Linked DNA regions of Homo sapiens: region 1 is linked to region 2. Evidence: chromatin loops called from intact Hi-C (ENCODE). Cell type or tissue: endothelial cell of umbilical vein. All regions are shown on one strand.

Region 1 (8,000 bases), 380 kb after region 2:
CATTAATGTGTCACATTATTTATCTTACCTTCTAAAAGTTTTAGCCTGTTAAGCTTGAATCGAACCCATGCCAAGCCATTCCCTTTCACTATTGTACTTCGTGAGTTCCATTCTCCTGCTAGTAACATAAAGCCTAAAATCTTTTGCAGGTTTTTGATCCCAAAATAGCAGTAGAACTAAAAAGTTAATTGGGTAATTAAAATGAAACAAACACTAAAATTCTTTTAACTGTTACAGCCAAAAGGAACAGATTGACTACTACCTATTATGTTATCTTAAATTTAAAAAGAGAACAATTAACTGGTTTCAAACTAAGAAACTTGGGAGAATACTGCCAAATACCAGTGAATTTGGTGTAAAGCACCTATTCTTATTTCAGAGATAAATAATAGGTTAATTTTCCTTCCTATATCTTTGGAAGTTATGAAATAATTTACTGATTATTTCCAATTCGCTAAACTGTCAACAAGTGTAGGTGGTTCAAGCATTCGTGGAATTTCAGAGCACCGCTATATAATCAAGTTGGTGTGAAAATAAGCAGAAAATAGAGTTACGAATTTAAGGACAAAGTTATTCATCTACCCAAAAGTTATTGATTAGCTCATTATTAATACTTATATAAGAGGTCTTCATTAAATAGTGTTTTGGGCTTGTTTTATGTAAAATTTAACTGGAAGAGAACATGAAAAATGTGTTTGCACAATATATGCTTTTTAAAATAAATTCCAATAGCTTAAAAGTCCTGGATATAAAGTAAATTTGCTATCTTCATTAAAACACCCAGTCTAACAACTATTATCAGAGAACACACACACACACACACACACACACACACACACACACTCTTAAATGTCCTACTTTCCTAGCAGAGCAACAGCTATGCATTTAGAATAAATGTTACCTGCTTCAACTTTCACTGTAGGAGTCATGCAAGGTGACTTTATTTTAGGCAAATCATTAAATAGGGAATACTAAGTCCAAGGCATTTATTTTGCTTGAAGGAGGCTTCATAGGTTTCTTTAAACCAGTATGATAGTTTGGATTGACCAATGTATATAATAGGCCCGTTCTGGAAATAATCTAGGTCACTGCACTTTAAGCCAAGGGTACTAAGGAAAGAAGTGTGGTTGAAAAAAGAAAATCCACAATAAACATAAATACTAAGGTCATGTCATTGCTGTCTCTTCAGGCACATAATGTAAAACAAGCAAAGGAAGCCACAGACCCTCAAATAGATATACCCACTCAACCACACACAGGATATCCCCAAACTTCCATGGCTTGGTAGGATTTTGGAAAACACAGATTTTAAGATAAATCATAATCTAAGAGGATTTTATTGAGTACAAATGTCAGTGCCCAGTGTTAGTACGAAGCAGACGCCCTAGACCTAGTTCTGCACAGCACACTGAGAACATTCCATCAATTCTCTTTTTCTGAACTCAGTCTCCCGCTCTGTCGTGTAACTTTGAGGTGGAACATGCAGGGCTTGGTAGGACCCATGATCACTTTCTATTTCCTACTTGTCTGGCTGCCTTTCAGCTCTGCTTTTGCCTTTCACTAAGCTGTTTTAGGTGCCAAAACACCTGGTATGCCACTGTTACTCATTTAAATATACGTTTTTTTAAAAAGCTACTTGCTTTACATCTAGGGCTGTCATGGTGTTTGGAAGTGAGAAAATAGGAAGAGAGGGAAGAAGAGTGAGCACTTTTTACTCCCCTCCTTCTCAGCCTACCGACTCATCCTAGGTTCCAGTAGAGCTGGGTGAGCCACAAATGGGCCACAACCTCTGCAAGTCTAAACACTGAGTATATTTCAAATGAAAACATCAAATTCAGACTGCACGTCTGGAACAGCAAACAGATGTAAGCTGCTTCTTCTAACATGCTTGGCTGTAGAGTGGGATTCAATGTAGTATTAGTTGGCCTTAGACTCCATCCAGGAAGCTTATTTACTGAGGTAACAAAATGGGTTTTGTAGAGCAGTGCCACTCCATGAACCAAAGGATGGCATTTTAGGTAGGCTTCGGAGTACTGCCTTGTTGGGAGAGTAGATTTTTCTTTTTTGAAATGTATATCCCAGTTAATAAGTGTAAAATTCAATGCATGATAATCTAAACTTAGTTTTAACAATGAAGATGACTTTGGCTGTACAACTTGTTCTCATCTTAGACAGCATCCATAACTGAGAAAATTTGTTCAAATGATGCAGTACTTTCTGAAAGTGCTAAAGCTAATTCTATACTATACTTCACGTTTCCTACAATGAACCATTCCTTTAAAATGTTCGAACCCAGTCTTCCATGTTTTAGCAACACAAACATTGGAGACTTTTGTGAAGTGTTTTTATACATATGGTAACAAGGACAACAACCAATGTTTTCACTCCTTTGCACATTTTGGCATCATACCTCACTCAAATTGACTCATACGCCTTCTATAAATACCACGTAGATGTCTCAAAATGGAAGCATTTATTCAAAATAGTGTCTTTTGCCTTAAGGGGAAACAGTTGGGCTGTTTGAACAGTCTAACAGGAGCTCTTCTCTTCAGTGTTAAACAAGTCATTGCACTGTGCCTATTTTTAATAAAACCTTTGAGCCCAACTCAGTATTACCTCCAGGAGGGACTGTGGAGGTAATACTATTTACCTCCTGTAAATAGGGACAGGGAAACACCTATTTACACATCTGCCTGCTCACTGCCATAGTCTGTGTGGTGTTCCTTAGGACTTGTGTACCAGGTACAAGGTTTAGTTATGTGTTGAACCCGGGTACTGAAGGGCATGGAGTTTTCTGAGGGAGACTTCTCAGCTCCCCGTATACCTCTAGAGATGCAATAGCTCTTTTGTATCAAGACCAACTATGTCCTGATGTTTTCCCTGTGTAGTTCTCTAGCTGCCACTATTTTTTTTACTTTGGTCAGAATGTAAAAGGTAGGATGATGAAGAGAAGGGAACAAAAGGAGGGATTCTTAGGGACTTCCTAAACTTGAAGGCAAAAAGGATGAATGTCGCAGACATGTTTTATAGGGAACAGTGAAGTTCTTGTTTGATTAGTCTGGTAACATCATGTAAGAAAGTCACCCAACAACTGCTGGGCACCACTGCCTTTGTCACTGTCTCTTGACAAAAACTCTGTTCACGACACATGGTAGGTTTTCAATACACTTTAATAAAATAGTGAAAAATAGGTATCTCTAGGATAGTGAACTATGGGACTACAAAGGGCAGGACGATACATTTTACTTGGTTAAATTCGCTTAATGCTTACTCCTTTCTCAAAGCGCCAACCAAGAATTTGGCTACTAAATAAAGAAAAAAGCTGTTAGTGGCTCTTTATCCGCCACGATAGGGTGCTCTGAAACCCGGTCCTGCAGACATTCCCTTGGCCCACATTTTATAGCTTCCTTCTCAGTCTCAAGGCCTGTAGTCTACTGTTCACACTCGAGCCTCTCGCAAAATACACAAGCTCAAAAGCTCATGGCGTTCTCCCCATCTGGCATTCTCGGCCTTAGAATAGCAAACGTTAGGGCACCATTAGGTTCATAGTTGCCAGACCCTTCATTTTCTTTTTTAATCTTTAATTTTCTTCTTAACAAGGAAGACATTCCGCAAAAAATAAACTCCCTCTTTTGAGCTCCTTTCTCTGAAGATGGTAACTGGAACTCTCATTAGTAAAGAACCTCGAGTTCCAGTTGCTTTGGACGGAGTTTCTCGCTTAGTATTTTGCTCTTTGGCAGTTTGAAAAGCAGTAATCTTCCAACTTCGCAGCTCCCTGCACTCGCGCCTACCACCCTGATCTATTTGGCTTTCTCCTTTTTGGAGCCACTTTAAAAGGTGCAGGGTGCTGGGCCGCTGTGGCCTCGGGCTGAGAGGCGGGGAGTTGGTGTCCGGGACCAGAAAGTTTGGCAGAAGCCACGGCTCTGGGCCCAGGCCCCGGGCTTCCAGAGAAGTGTGTCATTATTTGTTTTCTGCAAAGCCGCGAGCGGGCCCACGCTGCAGCTCTGCCTCCAGGCGTGGAACCCCTCGGTAATCCGGGTGAAGCTGGGTTCCGAGTGTGGACTGCTTCGGCTCTGAGGAGGAGGGAGCCCAACGGGCCAGGCACGGGCTTCCTCCTGGCTTTACCCATTGGCCCAGAGTCCCCGGTCCCGCCGCCGCTGCCCTCTGCTCACGGGGACCGGCCATCACCGCGCTCCCAGCCTCGGCTCGCCGGGGGCTTCGCTACGCAATGCGGCGGAAGCGGCCCGTTGGAGCCGCCGTAGCGCGGGAAGTTTCCGTTGCCACGGAGATGACCTCTGACCCTAGGGCGTCTCTGGGACCCGGCAGCTTGTGCTGTTGTTGCTATGGAAACCATGGCGGCCGGAAGCCGCCGCGCGGGAGAGACTTGGGGCGCGGGTCGGGGCTAGGGCTCCTGCCCTGGCAGAGATCTTCGCTCTTCCGTGGTGGCCGGGGACCGGGCAGTGAGCGGCCGGCTCTGCCGCCCGCGGGGCGCGGGTTTGCAAGGTCACTCCTCCGGCGTTGACGCGGGGGCACCCCATGTGCACTGCTGGACCTGAGGGATGGGAAAGCCACAGGTGGCTGCCTTGGCCCTCCCGGTCTGGCCTCCCGCTAGCGGGCGCCAGCTCTGGACCCGAGACCCATCTGAAGGAAAGGGAAGGGAGCTGGCGTTGCTGGTGATTCTGCCCAAGCTCAGGACTGGGAGAGAACGAGCCAAGTTCTGGTCTCAGCTTACACACTAGCTACTGGGAGACCCTGGGCGGGTCCTGAAGTTTTCTGGGCTTCAGTCCCCTCGGCTACTACAAGAAGGATATTGATTAGAGTAATCCCAGATCAGCCCCAGCTCTAATATTCTAGGTTCCCATAACGTTCACACCCAGTCCTGATTGTAAGTAAACTTCCCTCACCCCTTCCCTGTATCTCTCCCGGACTATGTTAACTATATATTTAAATTGTACTCTAAATTCAGAGACCATCAGAGATAAGAGGTTGACCTTAGCGATCACAAACAACCTGTTCCTTTTACAGGTGTGGCAACTCCTTCCCAGTGGAGGAAGCGACTGTTCCAAGAGCCAGTTTTGGAATTGTAGGCACAAACACAGGTAGAAGCTTTGAGCCTTGGGTGAAGAAACGCGTATTTTACTGGTGACACTAGGAAGAGCTCCTCATGCGCTTCATAGAATTGTGTGGTTGGTGCTGAAATAGATGGCATTCCATTTATCCATTATATTCCCCAGATACCTTTTCCTTAGACAGTTTTAAGATTTTCGGGGTAGGGGAGGGTATCTTCACTAGTTTATTTTTCCTTCTCTCATATCCATGCTATTGGGAAAAATCTTTCTTAAATCTTTTTTATAAACCTCATTTGTAAATTAAGAAGTTGAAAAAGATTATTTTCAGAGTTTATTACAACTCTGAAATTTATGAATTATTTCTTTTAGGTCCACGTGCTTTTTATCACTTTTTCAGTAACTACAATCTCAAAAAAACAAAAAACAAAACTTAGTAAACACTTAAAAAGTGCTGCTGTGTTTGAACTGTTGATGCTGGAGATACAGGGGTGAAGAAGAGTTCTTCCTTCAAGGAATTAGCAGGAAAGACAAAAGACAGGATCAATTATGATGTGGTGAACAATTCTGTGTAGGTGGACCAAGGTGCTATAGGGCCAAGGAAGAGGGGCATGGAAAGGTTTCTGGAGGGAATAAAACTCAGACTGAGTCATGAAGAATGACTAAGAGTTAGCCACGTGGTAAAGGCACTGGTTAGGCTGTCAAGGAAGAGAAAGAAGCATACTTTAAGCTTTGGGGGCGTCAAAGATTGTGGTGCAGACCGAGAATATCAAGTACAACTGAGAAATAGAGGGTGTTTCTAGGGAGTGGCAGGTAGTGAGTGGGGTTGCAAGGTAGTGAGGCACAGATCGTGAGCTCTCTTCTGTGTCATGATCATATCTACCCTTTAGACAACCATTATGACTACAGCGTGGAAAACAGCTCTGGGTTGGGCAAGGTTGAAGGTGGAAAGACCAGGGAGGAAGAGCAGTGAGCAGTGGTGAGCGGTCCAGAATAAGGCAGTGACAGGCACTAGAGAGGAAGTGAAGTCCATCCATCTTAGTGGCCAGTTTGAATTTGGGAAGGAAGTTGAAGGAGGAGTCTGGAATTTTCTGATTACAGGTTTTTGATTTGGACAGTTCTGGTGAGCTAGTCTTCTGGCCATTTGCCAACAGAACACTTCCATCTTCTTGAGACATGGTTGGCTGTCTTCTGACTGTTTATATTGAGGGGCCGAGGTAGCTTTTAACAGCAAGTAGGAGACTTAGACAAGCTTCTCTTTCTAGATTAAAATTTAAATGGACAGTTCTGGGAGAGTTGCTGTGGGATAAAAAGTTCATCTTGATTTCAAACCCGAAAATCCTTAGGACTGGGAAAAAATGCTTTACAATAAAGATATGCCAAAATGATTTTTTTAAACGATTATGTACAATTCTTTGTCAATAGCAGATGTTTTTATGGACACAATACTTTGTTCAGTTTGAGGAGTCAAGTAGTGCAATTAAAAGCCAAGTTTTCAGATTTACTATTCAGGTCTGGCAAGAAAAGAGAAGGAAGTATGAACTTTATTGAATTTACATATGTAAGTTTGCACACGTGCTTTTTTAGATAGGAATGAATGTAGTTAAAATGCCTTTTTTTCCTCCTGTAGCATTTTGTTGTCTGCACAATTATAGTGGATCACTGAAGTGTGTGGTAACCTTATCTGTAATGCTGCATCTTAAAGGTGTAGCTTGGGAGGGATTGTAATATCTGTTCTTTCCACTTCCTGTGTGGAGCACATGGTATAATATTGTACTTTAAGAAATATGAACATAAGAAGGCTTAAAGACTAAAAGAGAAATCATATCTCATAATTGTAGTCCTTTTTGTTTCAACAGCCACTTATTTGTAGTCTGAAACTCATCTTCTTTAGTTGTATTGCTGCTGTATACCAGGTGTTGTAACTTTTAAGCAAAGAAAGGACCCTGTCTGCTAGGAGAACTGAGTCAGTTTTCTACGTAAGCACTCAGTAGTAACCATCATTTGGCCTTAGCATTTTATTGTTGGGACAAATTGAAAGCAGTAACACAATATGCTCTTTCCTCCTTCATTGCTAAATGAGTTGATTTGTTTCCTGAGAAGTGATGTTTTCCATTAACTTGATTATTTTTTCTTGTACCTTTAAAAATTTTTTCAACTCACATGACAAGTAACATAAAATACCTCACATCTCAGACAAATAATAATGACTGTTAAATATTGGAAATACTTTTAATGAGATCAGTACCAAATGTTAGAGATATTTTAATGATGCAGTTAAGAAATTTGATATAGGATAAAAATTTTACATCATTATTGCTTATTATTATCTCTTTTCTAGTTTTCTTTTAAAATGTTGGGAATAATTTTAAACAACACAGTACTGAGGCCATTCTGGTACATGTGTGGCAGATGTGACTCTGTATGGGGGATACTAACTGTGACATGAATGCTATAGTTAGTATGTGGTCTGATATGCAGCCATAAAGTCCGCCCAGCTTTGTCAGACCGCTTGCCCTTTGTTGTAGCAAAGTGCTTTTCCAGTACTGATATTTCATCCCTTTGTCTCCTTCTCCCTGTATTTGTACTATCCGATTCTAGATTTTGTCCTTTTACATATTTTTTAGTCATGTTTTTCAAAAATTTTGTCATCAACTTACTCTTCAGGCAAGATCAGGATTAGTATTCAATTGGATTTACCTCTTTTACATTCATTACATTAGGAAAATAGACCCAAAATAATAAAATAGTTGTCTGAGAGTAAATGAGAAACATCTGTCTGAACTTGAAACATTTACCCAAAATGATATTTATTCGGCTTAAGTTTTTTCTTTCTGTACTTCAAATTAACATGTAAAAGAACGGTGATGTGGATCTACTGCATTATTTGATTATATAATTAAATGACTTTTAGGGCATGGTAAATCTCTCACC
Region 2 (8,000 bases):
AAACTATAGCCCACAGGCCAAATCTGAGCCACCACCAGTGTTTGTACAGCCTGCAAACTAAGAATAATCTCAACATTGCTAAGTGGCTGAAAAACATAAAAAGAAGAGTATCTCATTACATGAGAAGCATATATGAAATTCAATTTTTGGTTCATAAATAAAGCTTTTGTATTAGTTTCCTATTGTTGCTATGATAAATTACCACAAACTTATGTGGTTGAAAACAACATAAATTATTCTTTCACAGTTTTGGAGGTCAGAGTCCGAAACCAGTTTCACAGAGCTCATGTCAAGGTATTGGCAGGGCTGATTCCTTCTGGAGTCTCTGAGAGGGGAAAACTTTTCCTTGCTATTTCCAGCTTCTAGAGCTGCAGTCCTTATATTTCTTGTCTTGAGGCCCCTCTTCCATCTTCTCAGCCAGCATCTTGGCATCTTCAAATCTCTCCGCTTCTGTCGTCACATCGCCTTTTGTTTCTCTGAATGGCACAGCAGAATTATTCATAATAACCAAAAAGTATAAACAATTCAAATGTCCACCAACTGGTGAATGGATACTCAAAAATGCTGAATACTATTTGGCAATAAAAATATATGAGTTGTAACAAGGTGCAAAGTTCTGATGCATGTCACAGCATGGATAAACCTTGAAAACATTATCCTAAGTGCAAGAGGCTAGAGGCATACGACCATACAGTGTAGGACTCCATTTATATGAACTGTCCAGAAAAGGCAAATCCAGAGAGACAGAAAGTATGTTAGTGGTTGCCCGGGGTTAGGGGTAGGAACAGAGAATGGCTGTAATGCCAGTGAATCCCAAAATTGGAGCTCAGCCTGAGAGGGTTCTTGACTTTGCACAGGAAAGGATTCAAGAGCAAACTGACAGTAAAATGAAAGCAAAGCAAGTACATTAGAGCAACAAAGCACAGGAAAATTGCTTCTGGTAAACTGAGCAGGGCTACCCCACAGGCAGAGTAACACTCATGGATTGCTGGCTAGCTATATATATATATGTATCTACATATACATATATATGTATATACATACATATCATATATATGTATCTACATATACATATATATGTATATACATACATATGTGTGTATATACATATATATGTATATACACACATATATACACATATATAATATATACATACATATAATATATACATACGTATATAAACATATACATGTTATATATACATATGTGTATATATACACATATATACATATATAGTATTTATACTATATGACTATATGTATATAGTATTTATACTATATGACTATATGTATATAGTATATACATACACACATAAATACTATATATAATATTTATACTATATATGTATACATAGTATTTATACTATATATAGTACGGATATATATTATATGTGTGTATATATACACATATGTATATGTGTGTGTGTGTATGTATATATATATATATATAGAGAGAGAGAGAGAGAGAGACGGAGTCTCGCTCTGTTGCCCAGCCTGGAGTGCAGTGGTGCGCTCTTCTCGGCTTTGCAACCTCTGCCTCCAGGGTTCAAGCAATTCTCCTGCCTCAGCTCCCGAGTAGCTGGGACTACAGGTGCCTGCCACTACGCCTGAGTAATTTTTGTGTTTTTGGTAGATGCCGGGTTTCACCGTGTTGGCCAGGCTGGTCTCCAACTCCTGACCTCAGGTGATCCACCCGCCTTGGTCTCCCAAAGTGCTGGGATTACAGGCATGCGCCAGGGCACCCGGCCACTGGCTAGCTATATTTATACCTACTCCTTCATCGTACGCTAAATAAGGGGTGGGTTATTCACGAATTTTCTAGAAAAGGGGTGGGGAGTTCCCCGGAACTGAGAATTCTTCCGTTTTTAAACCATATAAGGTAAGGTCTGGGCATTGCCATGGCATTCGTAAACTGTCAGAGTGCTGGTGGAAGTGTTGTAGCATGTTCATGTATTATAATTAGTGTATAATGAGCAGTGAGGGCACTAGAGGTCACTTTGGTCACCATCCTGGTTTTAGCTGGCTTGGGCCTGTTTCTTTAGGGCAGTTTTGGCCGTTTTTTTAGGGCATCCTGTTCTGACCAGATCCTGTTTTGCTCAGCAGGTGGTGATCAGTGCTTGGAAAGTCCTGCTGATCTCCTACCTCAACTATAACTGTGCAAATACTTTTCAGGGGGATAATGGAAATGTTCTTAAATTATAGTGATGGTTGCAAATGGTTTTAAAATTACTGAAAATGATTGAATGGTACACTTCAAATGAGTGAATTTTATGGCATGTAAAGAAATGTTTTTTAAAAACACAGCTAAAAAATTAGGAGACAAAGAAGTATTAAGACTTTGTAATTTGGGGAAACACTTGTGATAAATGACAGCGACTATGTGGTTTTGTGGAATGTATTTCCTTGTATGTACCGTGACAGAAAAGAGGGCAGGTGCCAACTGCACTGGGCTTGGGGAAGATTCATTCATTTAAGAAATTTTTTTTTTTCTGAGCATTATTCATACACAAGAGGTTCACGGTTAAAACAAAAATTTACAAAAAGCAACCCTTTCTTCACCTGGGAGCTTATAGCGCAGTGAGGAGACACAGATACATCCATAGCTCGTGAGGTGACCGGGGAAGGACAGGAAGAGCGGGGAGGTGATCAGGGGAGGCCTCGCTGTGAAAACCACGCGCCCTGTCGACCCCGAGGAGACGCGGCCCACGCTGGGAGGGAGCAGCCAGGACAAAAGCCGGTCGTCGTGGGGTCCCGCCTGGTGAGTGGGGGTGAGGACAGCGAAGTGTGGGCTGCCCTGGGCTTCCAGGGAAAGGAGCCAGATGGAGAGGGGAGATGTGGGGGACCGATCGCGTGCAACAGCCTAGGCCACTGCCGGCCGCTGGCTGTGGCAATGAGCGCGGAGCCTTTGGAAGATCCAGGGGACAGGCTTCCACAGCATCCACGTGGCTGCGGCGTCGCCGACAAGGCCCAGGCGGGGGCAAGATGGTACGAAGCGACCATTTAAGTGATTGTTACAATCATCCCCGCAAAGATAACAGGGGGCTTGACCCCATGTAGAAGTGTGCGAAGCGGCTGGTTTCTGTCAGCGTTTGACCTTAACGGGAGTAACGAATCGACTATGGGTGTGAGGAAGACTGGTCAGAGCTGATCGCGCCTCGGAATGGAGTGGTGGCTGGGATGCGGAAAGGCCCCGAGTGGAGCAATCCTGGGTGAGGCGGAAACGGGGGCTGACTTTCCAGCCGTCCGCGTGCTACTGAGGCGGCGGCCACCCTGGCACCTTCCCCTAGCTCCGCTAGTCCGCGCGTACAGCCCTGGGATGTGGCGGGCTGGGAGACCCACGCTCCCGGCGTGCTCTGCGGCCCGGCCCGCGCACCCGGGGGGCGTGGCCTGCGCGCGCGTGCGTCGTAGCCGAACGCTGTGGCGGGGCAGGCGAGGCGGTCGCTTCGAGCGCGCTAGTCAGCTCCCTGAAGGGAGTGACGGCGGTTGGGTGCCCGCGGCCACTTTTGCCTTCCCGGGTAAGTGCGGCGGTGGCGGTTGGCGCCGCCGGCTGACGGGCGGCTTCCTGGGAGACGGGGAGAGCACCCGGCAGGCCCGCCTGAGACGTTTGAGGCTCGCGGGCGTCACTCCTCAGGGGCGTCTGGTCCGAGCCGGGAGGCGTTCCGCTAAGTTCGGTGCCCGCGGGCACCAGCCGGTGGGGGCTTCGTCCGCTTTGCCGGGTAGGAGGGCGGAATGTGGGGTTGGTACGGGCGGGGAGAGCCGGACGGGGCCAACCTGGACCACGTCAGCCAGTCCCGGGTGACTGGCTCGAAGTAGCCTCGGAGTTGAGAGGGGTCGACCGGGGCAGCCCGCGGCGCAGCCCCGGCAGCGCGCATTTGCGGAGAGAACGGATCCCGTGCCCCGAGCGCCGCCGAGCCCCGCACGCCCGTGAGACCCGCTTTGAATTTTCTCTCCATGTTTGCTGGGGTTGTTGACCCGACCCCCCGTAAGACTCGGACTCAACGTTTTTGTTTGCCCCACGACAGCCAGCTTAATGCTGTGGACGTAACAGGGCACGAACGTTTGTAACTGAAAGTTGAAGGGGCTGTGGCGTCTCCGTCCCGTGGCGTGGGAGGTGATCGCCCAGCCCTTGTGAGTAGTTGTCGTCCTAGAACTCCGCCGACCGCCTAGCCGGTGGAGCCGGCGCTCCGGACGCCACTAGAGCTGGCGTTTCGTGGGCGCAGCACCTCTAGCCGGTCATCTTCACCATCGCCATTGAGGGCACTGAGGCCGGGCCAGGCTTCAAACCCTGCCCTCTCTGAACCTGAAGCCAGAGATGAAAACCCAGACGACAGTGGCCTGGCACGGTGGCTCACGCCTGACCCCAGCACCATGGGAGGCCGAGGCGGGTGGATCACCTGAGGTCAGGAGTTCAAAACCAGCCTGGCCAACATGGTGAAACCCCGTCTCTACTAAAATTAGCTGGGCGCGGTGGCGGACGCCTGTAATCTCAGCTACTCGGGAGGCTGAGGCTGGAGAATCTCTTGAACCCGGGAGGCAGAGGCTGCAGTGAGCCGAGATCGCGCCGCTGCACTCCTGCCTGGGGGACAGAGCAAGACTCTGTCTCAAAAAAACAAACCCAGATGACCTAGAGCAGGTTGCTTGGGGATTGCATTATGGGGCATTTTCCGTGTTTCTGAAGAAAACCAGCATGTGTGCAGCTGCCGTGAAGAACACACTGTGCATCGTGAAGTCTGAAAAGAAGTAAAGCAGACCGGGAGAGGTGGCAAACGCCTTGGGATCCCAACGGTTTGGGAGGCCAAGGCAGGGGGTATCGCTTGAGCCCGGGAGTTCAAGACCAGCCTGCGAAACATAGGGAGACCCTCGTCTCTACAAAAACATTTAAAAATAATAAGCGGGCGTGGTGGTGAGCGTCTGTAGTCCCACCTACTCAAGAGGCTGAGGCGAGAGGATCGCTTGAGCTCAGGAGTTCGAGGATTCAGTGAGCTTATGATTGCGCCACTCAATTTTCCGGCCTGTCCGCCGGAGCGAGAACCTGTCTCAAAAAAAAAAAAAATAGGGAAGCATTCTAAATTAAGATAGTGGTTGTTTACATGCATCTAAATTTACTCCTTCATGAAGTTTCACTAAACTTACATTAAGGCTATTTAAAAACAAACATGAACCTCCAGCAATGGGAGAATAGGAAAGGAAACGCTGGCAATCAAATAGCGGGCTCCAAAACATGTATGGCTTAGCAAACCCTGTATTAACCACAGAATCTTCAAACTGCACGGAAACTGGCAGCACTGGACAGCGGTGGTACTGGGAATGAAGGTGGTGTGGTGCAGAAGGTGGGTGTAAGGAGCTTAAAGAAAGATGATTTAGGTGAAATCTGAGAAGCAATTGGATATCCAGATCCCCTTCCCCATTTCACCTGTTGGGTGACTGCCTTTCCCCTTGTTAGAAGACTGGATGGAGGCTTATTCTCTTGAGAAAGTAAAACAGAGGATCTTTGAACTGAGAAACCCAGGCATAATTGTGGGGCTGCATGTATGAAGATAGGGACACTGAAGCTTGAAGTCTTTCATCTCCTTTGTCTCACTCAACTTCCAAAACTTTTGCAGTCAGATCAGACTAATGCTCTCCAGGCTGAAATAAGAGAATTCTACACGCTCACACACACAGATGGGGAAAGGTACATAATAAGTTGCTTATGGTGGTTTCTAGGAAGTGAAAGGAACTTGGTGGTTGGGGGAAGAGTGTGTGGAAACTTCTGTTTACATTGTCTTTTAAAATGTACCATGTACACACGATACCTATTCAAAAATGAAATGTATTCTTCACCTCAGGAAGATCTATGAAAAACATATTCTGTAAATTATGAACAAATACTTTGACTTCTGTTTACATTTTTTTAATGTACCGTGTGCACATGATACCTATTCAAAAATGAAATGTATTCACCTTGGGAAGTTCTATGAAAAAATTCTGTAAAAAATTATGAACAAACCCTTTGACACAGCGATTCCTTCCCCAGGAATTTATCTTATAAATACACTTACATCGTGTGAAAATAAGTACAGTGCTATGTGGAAGGATAAGTAAGAAGCAGATAATATTGGTTACCTTTGGAGAGGGGAATCTGATGTCAAGTCAAGAGTGGAATGAGTGAGACTTTTTCACTACATATTCTTGGTACCTTTTGAACTTTAAACCATGTTATTGTTACCTATTGAATGAATGAATAAATAAATGTTAATGGGAAAAATGGGTGAGTAATGGAGATCCTGATGTTGGTAATGTCTTAAACAATACAAGAGCTCTTAACATAGGAAGGAATGCTGCATAACAACCCCAAAATTTCAGTGGCTTACATTTTATGCTCATGGATCTTCAGATCAGCTGTTGGTCAGATGTTGGTTAGACTAGTCTGGACTCCAGACTTCAGTTTTGGGTTCAGTTCTGTTCCGTGTGTCTTCATTTTGAGACCCAGGCTGAAAATGCAAAACCACCTAGAGCATGTTTTTCTCATGGCTGAGGGTGAAAGTTCAAAAGGGCTTCTGGAAGTTTGCCATGCCTCAGCTCAGAAGTCACACATTGAAATGTCTACCTACATTCCATTAGTTAAAACAAGTTACGTAGCCAAGTCCAAAGTAAACAGGGTGAAGACATATATACTCTGCCTTCTAGCAGCACTGTGAAGTTCCATGACAAGATGTGGATGGGTAGGCTTGGGAACTATAATGATGAAGAAAATGGGTTAATGGAAAGATGCTGAAAAATTAAGTTTAGGATAGTTGGTTTAGAATGAAGATTCTTACAAAAATGTGTATTTATACATTTTACATTACCATATTTTGACAAGATACAGCATCCTACTTTGATATGAATTACCTTACAGTTTCCATGTCAAAGTATCACCTTTGTTTTATCTTCTATAACATCTACCAACCCTGCACCTGGCCCTCTAACCAATTCTGAGTGCCCGTAGAAAAATGTACATGTAAAGACACCAGATTTTAGGGAAGTAATTCTAAATGTTTATTTTAGCTACTGAATGTGTTCATTCATAGTTTTTGTGTCATATCCATGTCTGCCAACTCACCTTTCACAACAGAATCTTCTTTTCAGGGAGATGTCCTTTGCTTCTCAGATGTAAATGCACTTTAAGTTTGTTATTCAACAGTGAAAATGAGTCATACAGAGGTAATATTTTCGTATGTTCTGCATCTTCAGGGTTCCTGGTTTTTTGTTTGTTTGTAATTATGTGGCTTCAGAGTAATTTTATTTTCAACTTTCACTGTGGGAGGCAGTATAGCATAAGTGGTTAAGAGCGAGGAATCTAGAGCAGACTACCCTGAGTTTAAATCCTAGCTAGCGGCTATATAACCTTGGGCAAGTTACTTAATCTGCTGTGCCTTATCTATAAAATGGGGATAATGATAGTGCTTGCCTCACAGAATTGTTAGAAAAGTGAAATAAGTTAATACATATAAAGCACTTATAATAATACCCGACACAGTAAGCACTTAACTACTATTATTAATATCACTACTTTTTATTTGGAGGCTATGACTTGAATTATGAGCCTCACAGAGCAAACATATATATAGCTGTTCAGTTGTCTTAATAGGCAAGAAAGTAATTTTTGATCCCTTTATTCTCTTGAATTCCAGGTTAAATTAAAAATACCTTTTGGAAATAAATTACTAGATGCTGTTTGTTTGGTACCTAACAAGAGCTTAACATATGGAATAATTCTTACACATGGAGCATCAGGAGATATGAATCTTCCTCATTTGATGTCACTGGCATCCCATCTTGCATCTCATGGGTTTTTCTGCCTGAGATTTACCTGTAAAGGCCTTAATATTGTACATAGAATTAAGGCGTATAAATCAGTTTTGGTAAGAAAATTTCTTTATATTTACTTATAACAGAATTCTGTTTGAAATCCTTAATAAATGTAAGATAAATTTTATTAGTCATCTGGTTTAATTTAAAAAATCTTTGAATGAGTGT

Evidence for each region. Peaks named below come from ENCODE experiments on the same cell type or tissue, not always from the same donor. Only the 100,000 strongest peaks of a DNase experiment are listed, where the experiment ranks them.
Region 1: it touches region 2 in a loop (9-fold over the local background); 9 of 110 quality-filtered maps call a loop at or near these places.

What each region holds. Positions count from the first base shown.
Region 1 is chr13:102,390,857-102,398,856 of GRCh38, reverse strand. It overlaps FGF14-IT1 (FGF14 intronic transcript 1), which reads left to right and starts at 4,338. Exons shown (of 4, transcript NR_036486.1): 1 at 4,338-4,503; 2 at 5,026-5,099. It overlaps FGF14-AS2 (FGF14 antisense RNA 2), which reads right to left and starts at 4,279. Exons shown (of 1, transcript NR_036487.1): 1 at 3,152-4,279. It also overlaps a transcript of FGF14 not described here. RefSeq lists an enhancer at 4,203-4,432. In endothelial cell of umbilical vein, no CTCF peak of the experiment used is centred here; a DNase peak (open chromatin) is centred at 4,276; H3K4me3 peaks cover 1,092 bases; H3K27me3 peaks cover 621 bases.
Region 2 is chr13:102,769,196-102,777,195 of GRCh38, reverse strand. It overlaps TEX30 (testis expressed 30), which reads left to right and starts at 3,410. Exons shown (of 6, transcript NM_138779.5): 1 at 3,410-3,514; 2 at 7,110-7,184; 3 at 7,655-7,885. The coding sequence starts at 7,170. RefSeq lists enhancers at 2,300-2,977, 2,978-3,655 and a silencer at 3,238-3,577. In endothelial cell of umbilical vein, no CTCF peak of the experiment used is centred here; a DNase peak (open chromatin) is centred at 3,385; H3K4me3 peaks cover 1,599 bases; H3K27ac peaks cover 1,564 bases.